2 separate regions of the Homo sapiens genome follow, and region 2 is linked to region 1. The links are chromatin loops, found by intact Hi-C in ENCODE. Cell type or tissue: mammary epithelial cell. All regions are shown on one strand.

Region 1 (8,000 bases):
GTGCCATCACCTCTGGCTAATTTTTTATTTTTTGTAGAGTAGAGGTCTCACTATGTTGCCCAGGCTGGTCTCAAACTCCTGGGCTCAAGTGATCCTCCCACCTCGGCCTCCCAAAGTGCTAAGATTATAGGCATGAGCCACTGTGCCTGGCCAAGTTTTGATAAATGTATACACCTGTGTATCCTAATGCCCTCTCAAGACAGAATGTTACTATCACCCCAGAAAGTTTCCCCTGACCCTTTGCAGTCAATCCTCTCTTACCCTCCCCTAGCCCCAGGCAAACAGTGTTCTAATTTTTTCCCATGATAGATTAGCTGTGCCTGTTCTAGAACTTCATATAAATTGAGTCATAAAGTATGCGCTTTTATGGGTAAGACTGTTCATTCAGCATAATGTTTTTGCAATTCATCCATGTTTTTGTGTGCATCAATAGTTCCTTTTTGTTGTTGAGTAATATTCTGTTACCTGATTACACCACAGTTGGTTTATCCATCTTCCTATTGGTGAACACCTGAATGGTTTCTGGATTTCGGCAATGATGAATAAAGCTTCTGAGAGCATTTCCATACAAGTGTTTTTGAGGACATTATGTTTTTATTTCTTTTGAATATTTAGGAGTGAAATTGCCGGGTCATAGAATATGTGTGTGCTTCATATTATGAGAAGCTACCAGGCCTGTCTCCAAAATGAGTATGCCACTTTATACTTCTGCCAGCAATGTCTGAATGTTCTGGTTGCTTCACATTCTTGCCAACATTTGGGGCTGTCAGTCTTTTGAATTTTCACTGTTTTGGTGGATGCATAATGGTGTCTCATTGTGGTATTAACTGGCATTTCCTGATGACTAATGATGTTCAGCACTTTTCATATGCTTATCGACCATTCTTTGTGAAGTGTCTGTTCAAAATATTTGCCCACTTTTTAGTGGATGCTTTATGTTTTTGTTATTGAGTTATAGAAGTTATTTATATACCCTAGATACCAGTCTCTTGTCCGATATATGTTTGTGAATCAATTTCTTCTTTGATTTCATCCATCTTGGTCTTCATTCTGTAGTATAATCGAACCCATGTCTAGCACTGTCTATATAGCTTGTGTAAAGATCCTTATAAGTTTGTGAAATACATACTGGCTAGGTGGTATCTTTCTTTGATACATAGCAAGGCAATGGTGGAGTACCAGAAAACTATTGAGTGTCAGAGACTATACTTTCTATTTGCCCTTATTAGTTGTTATTTTCAGGATGGAAAATAGTGCTCACTTTCTTAGTTTACTAACAGTTTCATCTAGGGGTCTGTTTATAAAGTAATACAAAATGAAACAAGCCTAAGAGTAATTGTAAAACAGAAAACTAAAGTTTTTTTTTTTTTTTTTTGAGACAGGGTCTTGCTGTCACCCAGGCTGAAGTGCAGTGGTGTGATCTCAGCCCACTGCAGCCTCAACCTCCTGGGGTCAAGCGATCCTCCCACTTCAGCCTTCTGAGTAGCTGGGACTACAGGTGCATGCCACCATGCTCGCCTAATTTGTGCTTTTTTTTTTTTTTTTTTTCGGTGGAGACAGAGTTTTGATATGTTGTACAGGCTGGTCTCAAACTCATGGGCTCAAGCGATCCACTTGCCTCGGCCTCCAAAAGTGCTGGGATTATAGGAATGAGCCACTGTGCCCACCCCAAAACACATTTTAATGCTACTTTATACATAGTTATCTAGGGAAAAAAGTAGCCAGTGTTACCTGTGCTTGATGGTAATAACAAAGTTGATGTTAATACTTTATATTTGCGAAGTCTTCATTTTTTTCCCCCAAATACTTTCACATTTTTAAATCTTTATAATTAGGAAATAATCTTTAGTTATCTTCATCTCTAAGAGGGAATTAATACTGCATCTAGTGTAACTGTTGTGGCAAGTTATCATATTCGGGGTTTAGTTTTTAGTTTTAGTTTTAATTTTTGTTTTGAGACAGGGTCTCACTCTGTCACCCACAGATCACAGTTCACTGCAGCCTCGACCTCCCAGGGTCAGGTGATCCTTCCATCTCAGCCTGCCGGGTAGCTGGGGCTACAGGCACATGCCATAATGCCTGGCCAATTTTTTGTGTTTTTTGTAGAGATGGGGTCTCACTGTATTAACCAAGCTGGCCTCTTAACTCCTGGGCTCAAGCAATCTTCCCGCCTTGGTCTCCCAAAGTGCTAGGATTACACGTGTGAGCCACCTTGCACAGCCCAGGACTTAGTTCTTAAAACCAGGTGTAATTGAAAATCTAGGAAAGTTAAAGTACTTTCCCATCATTCATTGCTACATTGTTTGTAATACAAAAGATTAGTAACAATTCAAACATCCAGTATAGAGGACCAGTTCCAGTTCAAATAGAGTATGTTTCAGTCATACATTAGTATACTCCGCCTTCTTTGCCTCCTCCTACTGAATATGTCATTTACTTTTTTTTTTTTTTTTAAACTCATGACTTTACAGCCATAGACTTTCACAGGTGAAAAGAACTTTTGGGTCATTTGGTTCTTTCCTCTCATTTGACAGAAGACACAAACTCAATGAGATTAAATAATACCCCAAATAATAGAACTCACAATTTTGAGTGTTAGAACTAGACATACTTCTGGTTTAATAAATGTTTGAGTTCATGTTTTTTTCTCTGCTGTCAATCCCTGTGGATTTGTTCTTTAGGATGATGATTACATTCACCCTTCCTTTCTACTGAGTTTGCCAATGTGGTCTCTAATTATATCAGAACTGGATTGCTGCGACATCCTCTTAGCTAGTCATGTAGCCTAATCTTTTTTCTCTCCGGTCCATCTCCTTTATTTTGTCTCACTGATTTTGCTAATACAGACCTTTCATAAATCATCCTTTTACTCCAGAAGCTTCATCCTTTTAATTCAGAAGTGGTCGTCATTGAATCAGATCCTGAATTATCAAGGATCTCCATGCTCTGATTCCATCCTGCCTCTTCATCCTTATTTCCCTTGTTCCCCAACTGCATCTACTCATCAAGATGGTCTCACTCTCCTCTAGCTGCATGTGAATTAGTGCTGTGGTTCTTATGTTGGTTCCTTATCCTGGTACCCACTCACTCCCCATCCTCTCCATTTAGTCACTTTCAACTCATTGTTCAAAATCCAGCTCAAGGCCAGGGGTGCCAGCTCATGCCTGTAATCCCAGCACTTTGGGAGGCTGAGGTGGGCAGATCACTTGAGGTCTGAAGTTTGAGACCGGCCTGGGCAACATGGCGAAACCCAGTCTCTACTAAAAATACAAAACTTAGCTGAGCATGGTGGTGCACGCCTGTAGTCCCAGCTACTCAGGAGGCTGAGGCATGAGAATCGCTTGAACCCGGAAGGCAGAGGCTGCAGTGAGCTGAGCCAAGTTTGCACCACTGCACTCCAGCCTGGGTGACAGAGCAAGACCCTGTCTCAAAAAAAAAAAAAAAAAAAAAAAAAAATTCCGGCTCAAGCTCCACCTTCCCCCTGAAACATTTTGTGATTACAGTGATTTCTTAATCTCCAAATATACACTGTAACATCCCACTTAGCAATTGATACATGAACTAACCTCTATAAGAGATAAAACTCCAAAATCTCAGTGGCCCAACACCGTAGAAGTTATACTTGCTGATCATAGGTGAGAGTGTATAATTCATGATGCTTTGGGGGCAGGGATGGGGAAAAGGAGCGCTGTGCTTTTTGCAGCCGTTTAGAGACTCAGGGTGATGGAGGCTTTGCCATCTTCAACACAAAGCTCCCAGAGTTGCCTCAGGCATTGGTATTTGCTGAATGTTGGAAAGAAGGGACAGTCTATCTGCTTCTTTGCCACCTCCGTCCAGAAGTGGCACGTCATAACACTTCCGCTGGTGAGAACTAGGCACAGGGCTCCACCTTGTGCTGGGAAATGTACCCCCTGGCTGGGTGTCTATATCCCTGGAACTACTCTTCTCTATGGAAGAGAAGCACAAATCTGGGGAGTAGCTAGCTTTGTTACAATGTTGTCCTGTTCTGATTTCTAATTGCTTTGTGGGTGTTGTCTTGGCATCTCCAGCTGGATTTCACACTGTAACTAAAATTCCTCAAATATATACAGTAAGACAAGAGTCTGGCATTTAGTGTGTGCTCAGGAAATGTCTTTGTTAAATAATAGATTTATGTAGACTTTTTAAAAAAATTCTTAATTCCTAAATTAAACACAGAAAGGGAAACAAAGTTGACAAATCCCTAATGGTTCTGTCTTTTTTAAAACAGTACTTTGCAATGCAATTTCTCACTTCACCTACAGAAAGTGAAATTTAGCTGCAGTATCTTCAATTTCAAAATAATAATATTATTTTCTGCTTCTATGGACTATTTTTAACCATTTCATCTTGTTTGTCTTTATATTCTTGTCTTTTTATTATAGAAAAATTAACATATATATGAAAATGGACAGGGTATTATAATGAAATCTCATGTACATATTACCTAGCTTTAACAATAATTGGCCCATGCCCAGTCTTTTAAAATCTATATACTCACTTCCCTCCCACACTAAATTTCTTGAAGCTAAACACAAATATATTATTTCATATGTAAATATGTCTGTAACACCAGACCTTTGGACAAGGTAAGGCCTTGTCCAAAAATACCCCACAATGCTATATCTCATTTTAAAATAACAATAATTCCTTAGTATCTCTAAATAATCCAGTTAGTACTTAAATTTCCCATAGTTTTTTAAACAATTGGTTTGTTCAAATCAAGATCCAAACAAGTCTACGTGTTTTTATCACACACACACACACTCTCACACACTCTAAATAAATAAATAAAGAAGGCAGGAGGAAACTTTTGGAGGTGATGGATATATGTATGGCATAGGTTGTGGTGATGGTTTCACAGATGTGTACTTATCTCCAGGCTCATCAAGGTATATACGTTAATTATGTACAGCATTTCATATGCCAATCATACCCCCAATAAAGTGGTTTACAATACTCAGAAAACACCATTAAGAACTTAAAAATGAAAAGATACAAACAAGGGATACACACAATACATTTTAGACATTCCTCTTAAATATTTTTAAAACAACAAGTCTTTTCTCTGCTCCTTTTTTCCCCCTTGGAATTTATTTGTTGAAGAAACAAGGACATTTGTCCTATAATGATTCTCATTCTCTGGATTTGGCTGATTCTATTCTTCTGGTTTGTGCAACAGTTTCATGTACTTCTGTCCCCAGTATTTCCTGCAAACTAGAGATAGGTCTAGGATCTTGATCAGATTCAGGTTTTGGTTTTTCATCAAAGGGTGGGGTTGTGTATCTCCACCAGAAGGCATAATGTCTGGTTATCTCTCTTTTTGATGTTAACATTTATTAGTGGGTTTAAGAGTTTTTACCAGATGCATTCATTATAAAATTTGCCTTTGGCTTTTCGCCTAGTTGCCTTGGCTGCCATTGATGATCATTGCCTAGTCTATTATTTCATTAGGCATGTCTTGTCTCTTTTTGCAATGAGATTTTCCAATGTTTTAAAAATATTTTATTTTTTCTTCTTACATTATTAAACATATTTAAAACATTTAAACTTCCCTCTAATTCTAATAATGATAATTAACACTTTGGCATTTAACACTTTACAAAGCATTTTTTTTTTTAAGGGACATGGTCTTGCTATGTTGCCTAGGCTGGATTGCAGTGGCCATTCACAGATTCGATCATAGCTCATGACGGCCTCAAACTCCTGGCCTCAAGTGATCCTCCTGCCTTAGCCTCCCAAGAAGCTGGGACTACAGGCACATGCCACCATGTCCAGCTTACAAAGCATTTTCATATACACTATTTCACAAATATTATCTGATACTCACAGAACACCCTGCAGGTAAACCGACTCTATAACTTTGGGCAAGGGTCGTCACTTTAGAGATGAGGAAAATAATAATAACCACTCCTAAGATCGTTATGAAAATTAAACAAGTTGAATGTATGCAAACTGCTTAAAATAGTGCTTACTATATTACAGCAAGAGTGAAATAAAAATTTGCTACCACAATTATTAATATTGTTAATGCTGCTATCATCATTTCTTTCAGTTTTAACCATTATGTTGTTAGTTTATTTTAAAAAATGTTTCCTTGAACTTTTTCTAGTGTTTATGGATATTAATAAGAGTAATTTAATTTCTATGTTCCCATATAATTTCACAGTCTTGAAACCCTAGTCATAACCCTGATTAGCTTACAGTGTGATATGAACTTAACTTTTATTGTCATTTGCTGCTAAATATTATTTATTCTGTTTTCTTTATTTATAGAAGACTAAGAATCACTTTCTACCAAAACAAAAACAAAAAAAGAATATATTTAACTTATGCTGTTCAGGCTATCTATCTATCTATATATATGTATATACCATGCTCTCCTTTATGAGCAAAAAAGCAATATATTTTATATGATAAGCTTTTATAATATTCTGTAATAAAATTTAATGAATCATGGAGTACTGGAGCCTAAAGCACCTTGGAGAGCAGGCTCAGCACTTTATTTACAGGTGAAGAAACTGAGAACTAACCAAGTTAAAGGAGCTGTCCAACTTGCACCTTCACATGACCGACCAATGGCTGAGCCAGGACTAATAACAGATCTTAAACCAGCCCTAGTCCCTAACATCCTTCTATTATACTGCATAATGCTAAACTATTTTAAATGTTCCATCACCAGTTCTCCCAATACCACCCTAAAAGCAACAACGTCACCATTTGGAGTTCAAAGTGAGAAACATGAACTACATGCTTGAAGACACACAAATATGGAAGCAGCAAAGTGGAACCCAGGAACCTAGGTCCGTTGAATGACACTGGACTGATGACAGGCAGTAAGTGTATGTAAGACTAAATGCATATGTGTGTATATATTAATACACAGTCATAAAGAAAAATGACAACTATTTTCCACTGACACACTGTGCCTGGTGGTACTTGTCTGTTCACATAGTCATGTATGAAGAGGAGAATTACAAGGCAGATTTTATTTTTGTTTTTTTCGTTTTTTAATTTTTAATTGTGGTGGATTTTAAATACACAGAAAAGTAGATAGAATAGCACAATTAATTCCTATGTAGCCACCACTCAGCCCCAATATCCATCAACCTGAGGCCAATCCTCTCCTGTCCATCCCCTCATCCACTCTGTCATTGGTATTATGTTGATGCAACTTACAGACATCATAGCATTTCCTGTTTACATATTTGAAGCATATTCTCTCTCTCTCTTTTTTTTTTTTTTTTTTTTGAGACAGAGTCTTGCTCTGTCGCCCAGGCTGGAGTGCAGTGGTGTGATCTCGGCCGATCTCCGCTCAGGGCAACCTCCGCCTCCCAGGTTCAAGCGATTCTCTTGCTTCAGCCTGCTGAGTAGCTGGGATTACAGGCGCCCGCCACAGTGAAGGCTAACATTTGTAATTTTTTTTTTTTTTTTTTTTTTTTTTTTGAGACGGAGTCTCGCTCTGTCGCCCAGGCTGCAGTGTAGTGGCGTGATCTTGGCTCACTGCAACCTCCGTCTCCTGGTTTGAAGTGATTCTCCTGCCTCAGCCTCCCAAGTAGCTGGGACTCCGGGCGCACGCCGCCAGGCCTGGCTAATTTTTTGTATTTTAGGAGAGATAGGGTTTCCCCGTTGTTGCCCAGGCTGGTCTCAAACTCCTGTGCTCAGGCAATCCGCCCACCTTGGCCTCCCAAAGTGCTAGGATTACAGGCGTGAGCCACCGCACCCGGCCTAATATTTGTTTTTTGTTGTTGTTGTTGTTTGTTTGTTTGTTTGTTTTGAGACAGAGTCTGGCTCTGTTGCCCGAGTGCAGTGGCGGGATCTCGGCTCACTGCAAGCTCCGCCTCCCGGGTTCACGCCATTCTCCTGCCTCAGCCTCCTGAGTAGCTGGGACTACAGGCGCCCGCCACCACACCCGGCTAATTTTGTATTTTTAGTAGAGACGGGGTTTCACCATGTCGGCCAGGCTGGTCTCGAACTCTGAG
Region 2 (8,000 bases), 200 kb before region 1:
AATCCCAGCACTTTCGGAGGCTGAGGCGGGCAGATCACCTGAGGTCAGGAGTTCAAGAACAGCCTGGTCAACATGGCAAAACACCGTCTCTACTAAAAATACAAAAATAATTAGTTGGGCTTTGTGGTGGGCACCTGGAAGCCCAGCTACTAAGGAGGCTGAGGCAGGAGAATTGCTTGAACCCAGGAGGCAGAGGTTGCAGTAAGCCGACATTGCGCCATTACACTCCAGCCTGGGCGACAAGAGCAAAGTTTCGTCTCAAAAAAAAAAAAAAAAAAAAAAAAAAAAAAAAAAAAAAAAAAAAAAAAAAAAAAATCCTAAGGGATCAACAGGGATCAACATGAAGACCAGTTAGCTTTAAAACAAATTTAACATGAAATTGTAGTATTACTTTCTCCTCCACAACAATCCCCCTTCTACTCATATAAGGTTTTCCATGTACTTTAGTTTTACAATTTCTTCAATCTTTTGTATGCAGATGGAAAATACAGATATCCAACAATTCCAATCTATGGTTGTGAAAATTCAGACTTAGTATTGAGGAATGGAATCTGTGCTCCAGTCATGGGATGACAAGAAACCAGTTCCCGTTCTCAACATCCCCTTGGTTTGGTTTTCTTTCTTTTTTTTTTTTTTGAGATGTAGTCTTGCTCTGTTGCCCAGGCTGGAGTGCAGTGGTGCGATCTCAGCTCACTGCAACCTCCATCTCCTTGGTTCAAGCAATTCTCCTGCCTCAGCCTCCTGAATACCTGGGATTCCAGGCATGTGCCACCATGCCCAGCTAATTTTTTTGTAATTTTAGTAGAGATGGGGTTTCACCATGTTGGCCAGACTGGTCTTGAACTCCTGACCTCAAGTGATCTGCCTGCCTTGGCCTCCCAAAGGGCTGGAATTACAGGCGTGAGCCACCCGGTCTGGCCCCCTCTGTTGGGTTTTCTACTAGGACTTTGGTAGGCTAATAATGATAAGGATGAGGAATGCCTAGGGGCAATAAGTATTTAGAATCCGCAGAACCATGTTTTTTGCAGAAGGTACTCTCTATTCCTTAATTAAGAGATTAGGCCTGGCATGGTGACTCATGCCTGTAATCCCAGCATTTGGAGAGGCCAAGGTAGGTGGACCACCTGAGTTCAGGAGTTTGAGACCAGCCTCGCCAACATGGTGAAACCATCTCTACTGAAAATACAAAAATTAGCCGGGCGTCGTGGCAGGCTACTTGGGAGGCTGAGACAGGAGAATCACTTGAACCTCAGAAGTGGAGGTTACAGTGAGCCAAGATGGTACCACTGTACTCCAGCCTGGGTGACAGAGCAATACTCTGTCTAAAAAAAGAAAAAAAAAAAGAAATTAAACCCCATTCACATTCATTTCATACCAAGACTGAGCCAGCAAAAAGGCTGATAGTTAAGTCCAATATCCTAGGAATGAGAAATGAAAAGCCAAGGCAACAAGTAGGCACTGTAAAACTGTTTGTTTTTTTTAATGACAGGTCAAATATCCTGAAACATACATGTATTTTGATAGTCTTCTAATCCCACTTGAGTTCAAATATTAAAGAAACACACACAAGCTAAGAGAATTCAATATTGTTCCAAGGCACTTACTGAATCTCTGACTAGATGAAAACAGGAACAATTAGGATGAACAATTAGACTGTATATAATATAAAAATAACTTTTTGCTTACAATTTACAAAATTATTATTACAATCTTTGATCTCTGATAACCTGCAAAGCTGGCTGCATGAATCCAGCAAGTTTAAAATTCAGAAACTATTTTCTAAAACTCCAGGGCAAATAATTTACAAATAAAGTACACAAAGATTTAGACCATGCAGAAATTTCTTACATCTTCTGTTAATAATATTTCAATTGCAACTTTATCAAATTATATACCTACTTGCCCTGTACATATACAAAATAATGCATACATGATAAAACAGAAAAAGAGTAGTCCTTAAACTCAATATATCATAAAGGTATTACTATATTAACATGTCTACAAGCAGCGTGTAACAGGGTTAAGAGACATTAAGGCAATAATACTTGAAGTTTCAAAATAAACCATATGTAATACTTTTTCCTAAGTGTAGTATAAGGCAGGTAGATGGTCCCAGCAAAAAATATTAAGGTAACAATCTACACTGCTGTTAGTCCCACATATTAAAGATGGAATACTATAAATCTGGCTTTCAGTGGCACCTGAATTTTCCAGTATAACTTAAAGTGTCTTCTAGCTCCCTGAATCATGTCCATTCTGAAGGTGGATCTCTTGGTCCTTTGGGTTTTCCACATCGATTACCAAAACCTACAGTGAAAACACCACAATAACTAGTCAGTGTTCAGAAATACTTTCAAACTACTAAAAACCATGTCCACAGACATTCTCATTTTCTGGAACAAATAAATTTCCACAAGGGAATTTAGAATTTAAGCCAAACAAAACTTGGTAAATGCAAAACAATTGTAAATTTATTTGGAATAACTGAAAATGATTGCTTCTTTTAAAAATCTTATGCTGGAAATAAAACCAATTTTATCACAATGTAAGAAAAATATCCATGATAATTTAGTCTTTCCAACACAAAAGATTTTTTATACTGCAGTTTTCTATTTTAGTTTTTAATCTCAATGTGAAATAGAATTAAGTATTTCATTTATTTCATGACTAGTCCAAGCAACTTTGGAAAATCATGTTTTATTCTTGGCAAGTGTCATTTCACAATGGCAAATGAGCTTTTCTCATTCCTGCCAGTGTTAACTACTTACTAAAAATTATTTATTAAACAAATTACCAATATCTGTGGCTTCTGTTGGATTTTCTGATATTTGTTCTCTCTTGTCACTGAAAGTAGGTGGACATTCTATGCACATTTCATAGTGAATACCTCCCGCTGGATGATCTAAGTAGCAACACAAAGCCTTTGTTAATCACCATCCTTTGTAGCATCATATATATATAACTCTTTAATTTTTTAAATGTTGGCAAGCATGAAAAGAGAAAACTTTCTCTCCTGGGCACCATAATTTTACAGGTCAAGAACAATATAAATACAAGTGTAGTGTGCACAGAAAATCATGTCAGGTATTATTGTGGTCACACAGAAATCTGCAGTGAGTACTTCTGCAATGTGAGGATTCTCGTTATTCTTACTTCATAAATCTAGGTCTTGACATATTACATTCCCTTAAGGTAGCTATACTATATGCCTATGTTCTAAGGGAATAGTTGCAACTGAAATGTCTTTGTATAGAAATCAACAAGGTCAGGCCAGGCGCGGTGGCTCATGCCTGTAATCCCAGCACTTTGGGAGGCCGAGGCGAGCCGATCATGAGGTCAGGATATCGAGATCATCCTGGCTAACATGGTGAAACCCCGTCTCTACTAAAAATACAAAAAAATTAGCCAGGCGTGGTGGCGGGCGCCTGTAGTCCCAGCTACTCAGGAGGCTGAGGCAGGAGAATGTTGTGAACCCAGGAGGTGGAGCTTGCAGTGAGCCGAGATCGCGCCACTGCACTCCAGCCTGGGCGACAGAGCAAGACCTCTGTCTCAAAAAAAAAAAAAAAAAAAAAAAAAAAAATTTTAAGAAATCAACAAGGTCAGGGTTAATTAATGCACTATTTGCACCTTGAAATAATAACTCTACTTGTTTTTTTTTTTTTTTTTTTGAGACGGAGTTTCCCTCTTGTTGCCCGGGTTGGAGTGCAATGGCGCAATCTCGGCGCACTGCAACCTCTGCCTCCGGGGTTCAAGGGATTCTCCTGCCTCAGTCTCCCTAGTAGCTGGGATTACAGGCAGATGGCATGACGCCTAGCTATTTTTTTTATTTTTAGTAGAGACGGGGTTTCACCATGTTGCTCAAGGCTGGTTTCGAACTCCTGACCTCAGGTGATTGCCTGCCTGGGTCTCCCAAAGTGCTGGGATTATAGGTGTGAGCCACCACGCCAGGCCTAATAACTCCACTTTTAAAGTTTTATGTTGTTTAGATTGTAGTTTACTCTTTAATTACCAGTGTTTAAGATTAGTAACAAAAGATGTTAACTACTAAAATTCATTCATTCTTTCACAATTTTATTGGTCTTCACAAATAAATGAAAAAGTACTAAAAGGAAGATTTCTAAAACAATAGGTTTCTACAGAAGCAATTCCATCATTTATTTAAGTCGGGATCTAACTTCTAGGTGTTTTTAAAAACAGAAAATAAAAAACAGAAAAATATTTTTAAAAAATCTCTTTCCCATTAGCCTGTAATTATTGATAGTAAATGCTCCCATGATTTTCCAGATCAATACTACTATCTGGTGGTAATAATTAATTTGGAAGAATTATAGTACAATATTAAGCTTCTACAAGAGTTGTCCTAGACATTTTCACATACAGAAATAACTATATAGCATGAACTATGAAGCATGTTATTTTGTAGAAATTAATCAATAAAATCTACAGTAAAAAGGAAAAAAAAAATCTAACAACTTACCACATTTCTCATTTTCAGAGGTTATCAAGCCCTACGAGGAAGACATTTAATACCTATTACAATACATTCATTTTATATACAAATAATAGAAAGCTGGGTCTGTTATGGGTATATATCCCAAGAAATCAAGGCCTATCATTTTCAGCATCAGAGGAAAAGCAAACAATTGTTTTTTAATTAGGCTTAAAATTTTAAAATGTTATGCTATTTCTCCTTGGAGTAAATGTTTCTGGATGAGCACTGAAAAGCATGGGCTACTGCATGAAGGAACATACAGCTGTGTTTTGCCAGCCACTATTACTAATTATATCATTATTGTATTTTATATGTCAATTAAACTACATCATGTCTTAAAATCAAATATAAGATGTAGCTAAATTTCAGAGATATTAAAGTATGGGAGAAAATACAAAAAGTATTAATGTTAATAAAAAATGTTATCTCCTATGGACAAATGTGTTGTTGCTGAGACAGGGTCTCACTCTGTCACTCAGGCTGGAGTGCAGTGGTGTGATCATGGCTCACTGCAGCCTTGACCTCTGGGGCCCAAGCAATCCTCCCATCTCAGCCTCCCAAAAAGCTGGGACCATAGACATGCGCCACCACGCCTGGCTAATTTTAAAAATTTTTGTAGAGATAAGGTCTCCCCATGTTGCCCAGGATGGTCTTGAACTCCTGGGCTCAAGTGATCCTTCTGCTTGGCCTCCCAAAGTGCTGTGATTACAGACATGAGCCACCATGCCACGCCCTCAAAATATTTAATTGCCAAAACATTTCTCGAATGTCAAAGAAATGCCAGGTAGCCAGAAAAAAACAAAAGAAGCGACTATGTGCCTAGTGTTATAATGGGAAGCATCTAGAAATGTAAGAAAGAATTAGGACCCTGAAAATAGTAACTCCTATTTCATTCATACCTTCAAAATTATTTGAAGCATAATTTACATATTTCAAAAACAGCTTGAGAAAACAATACTTTAAAGTGATAGTTGTATGTAGATCAGGTTACCCTTTTAAAAAATTTCAGAACCTACCTTTTATATGGGCTTTTCATCTGAAATCTTAGTATAAGAAATGCCGATCAAAAATTACAAACTATATTTAACGATCTTAAGATGACAGCTATTTCAACAACTGCAAGATTAGTTAACAAAAGAGTAGAAATGTTAAGCTATAACTGTTCCAATTCCAAAAGGACTTACTTCAGACTTTTTTTGTTCAGATCGTTCCTGACTTTGAAGTTCACTCCATTCCGATCTTACAGGTGTATCTGAGAAAAATGAAATCTTATTGTTATTAACACCTTGAATTTCTGAAATTTCTTTGCATTAAAGTAATACAAAAAACAGATCCTAAAGATTTTAGAAACTATCGCTTCCACAAAAATTTTGTAGTTTCTGGGTAAGCATATTTCTGAAGTTTCTAAAAAAAAAAAATTGTAGTTTCTATTAATTCGAGAACATTCTGTTTCCTTCCTTCAAAACCTAAGTAAATAAATTCAGTCATCAGTGTATTACAGTCTATAGATAATGTGACAGACAAGTGAAGTATACTGCTTAATCTACAGACAACGTGACAGACTTAGACAACTGAAGTATACCGTTTCATTGCTTTCAACATTCTTTTTAATTGTTGTTGAGACAGGGTCTCACTCTGTTGACCAGGCGCGATCTCGGCTCACTGGAGCCTCAACCTCCCAGGCTCAGGCAATCTTCCCATCTCAGCTTCTTGAGTAGCTGGGACTATAGGTGCATGCCACCTCGCCTGGCTAATTTTTGATTTTATACAGACAGGGTTTTGCCATGTTGCCCAGGCTGGTCTCAAACTCCTAGGGCAAATGGAACAGAGATCCACCTGCCTTGGTCTCCCAAAGTGCTGGGATCACAGGCATAAGCCATTGTGCTTGGCTCTTTAACATTTATCTTAAAATCAGTCAAAATTCACTTTGGGAGGCTGAGGCAGGCAGATCACTTGAGGTCAGGAGTTCAAGACCAGCCTGGCCAACATGGTGAGACCCTATCTCTAATAAAAAAATTAGTTGGGAGTGACGGTGTATGCCTCTAATCGCAGCTACTCAGGAGGCTGAGGCAGGAGAACAGCTTGAGCCCAGATCGTGCCACTGCACTCCAGCCTGAGTGACAGAGTGGAACTCCAACTCGAAATAAAACAAAACAAGGCCGGGCGTGGTGGCTCCCGCCTGTAATCCCAGCACTTTGGGAGGCTGAGGCGGGCGATCACGAGGTCAGGAGATGGAGACCATCCTGGCTAACATGGTGAAACCCTGTCTCTACTAAAAAAATACAAAAAAATTAGCCGGGCGTGGTGGCTCATGCCTGTAATCCCAGCACTTTGAGAGGCTGAGGTGGGCGGATCATGAGGTCAGGAGATGGACCATCCTGGCTAACACGGTGAAACCCTGTCTCTACTAAAAAAAATACAAAAAAATAAGCCGGGTGTGGTGGCAGGCACCTGTAGTCCCAGCTACATGGGAGGCTGAGGCAGGAGAATGGCATGAACCCAAGAGGTGGAGCTTGCAGTGAGCCGAGATCGTGCCACTGCACTCCAGCCGGGGCGACAGAATGAGACTCCATCTCAAAAAAATGAATAAATAAAAAATAAATAAATAAAAAGAAAACCAAATGAAACAAAACAAAAATCAGTCAAAATTAATATATTGGTAAAATGTACTTAGACAAGTGAGCACCTCCACTGAGCATGAGACACTGTAAATACAATCAAGCTGTTTCTGCACTCTTTTTTAGAGGATTAATAGGGAGAAGTATATTATCAATGTTTTAAAGTATCATCACTTTCTCCCAGTTCTGATACTCCAGTGGTCTTTTTTTTTTCTTCCACAGACGGGGTCTCACTGTTACCAAACTGGAGTACAGTGGTGCGATCATGGCTCACTGCAGCCTCCAACTACAGGGATCAAGCAATCCTTCTTCTTCAGCCTCCTGAGTAGCAAGGACTACAGGCACATGCCACCACACCTGGCTAATTTTTTGTTGTTATTATTATTTTTTGAGACAAAGTTTTTTGCTCTTGTTGCCCAGGCTGGAATGCAATGGCGTGGTCTCAGCTCGCTGCAACCTCTGCATCCTGGGTTCAAGCAATTCTCCTGCCTCAGCCTCCCAAGCAGCTGGGATTACAGGCGCCCACCACCACAACTGGACAGTTATTTTATTTTTAGAAGAGAGGAGGTATCACTGTGTTGCCCAGGCTGGTCTCAAACTCTTAGGCTCAAGCAATCCTCGCGCCTTGGACTCCCAAAGTGCTGCGATTACAGGTATGAGCCAATGTGCTCAGTCTACTCCAGTGGTGTTAAATGTCTTTCAGTTAACACCAATCCAGTGACGCCCACCCAACAGAAATGTTTACTGACCTAAATCTAAGGAAAGCAATTAATGTTTTCATAAATAAGTGCTACTTTTTTTTTTTTTGAGATGGAGTCTTGCTCTGTTGCCCAGGCTGGAGTGCAGTGGCATGGTCTCGGCTCACTCCAACCTCTGCCTCCGGGGTTCAA

What was found. Peaks named below come from ENCODE experiments on the same cell type or tissue, not always from the same donor. Only the 100,000 strongest peaks of a DNase experiment are listed, where the experiment ranks them.
Region 2: it touches region 1 in a loop (5-fold over the local background); 3 of 110 quality-filtered maps call a loop at or near these places.

The regions. Positions count from the first base shown.
Region 1 is chr7:77,435,627-77,443,626 of GRCh38, reverse strand. No RefSeq gene overlaps it. Among named protein-coding and RNA genes, the nearest start is that of GSAP, 23 kb to the right of the region's middle. In mammary epithelial cell, a CTCF peak has its summit at 3,890 (motif pointing left); DNase peaks (open chromatin) are centred at 776 and 3,886; H3K27ac peaks cover 1,274 bases.
Region 2 is chr7:77,633,526-77,641,525 of GRCh38, reverse strand. It overlaps PTPN12 (protein tyrosine phosphatase non-receptor type 12), which reads right to left. Exons shown (of 18, transcript NM_002835.4): 15 at 5,677-5,744; 16 at 4,478-4,508; 17 at 2,795-2,902; 18 at 1,457-2,307. The coding sequence ends at 2,246. Among named protein-coding and RNA genes, the nearest start is that of APTR, 59 kb to the left of the region's middle. In mammary epithelial cell, no CTCF peak of the experiment used is centred here; no DNase peak of the experiment used is centred here.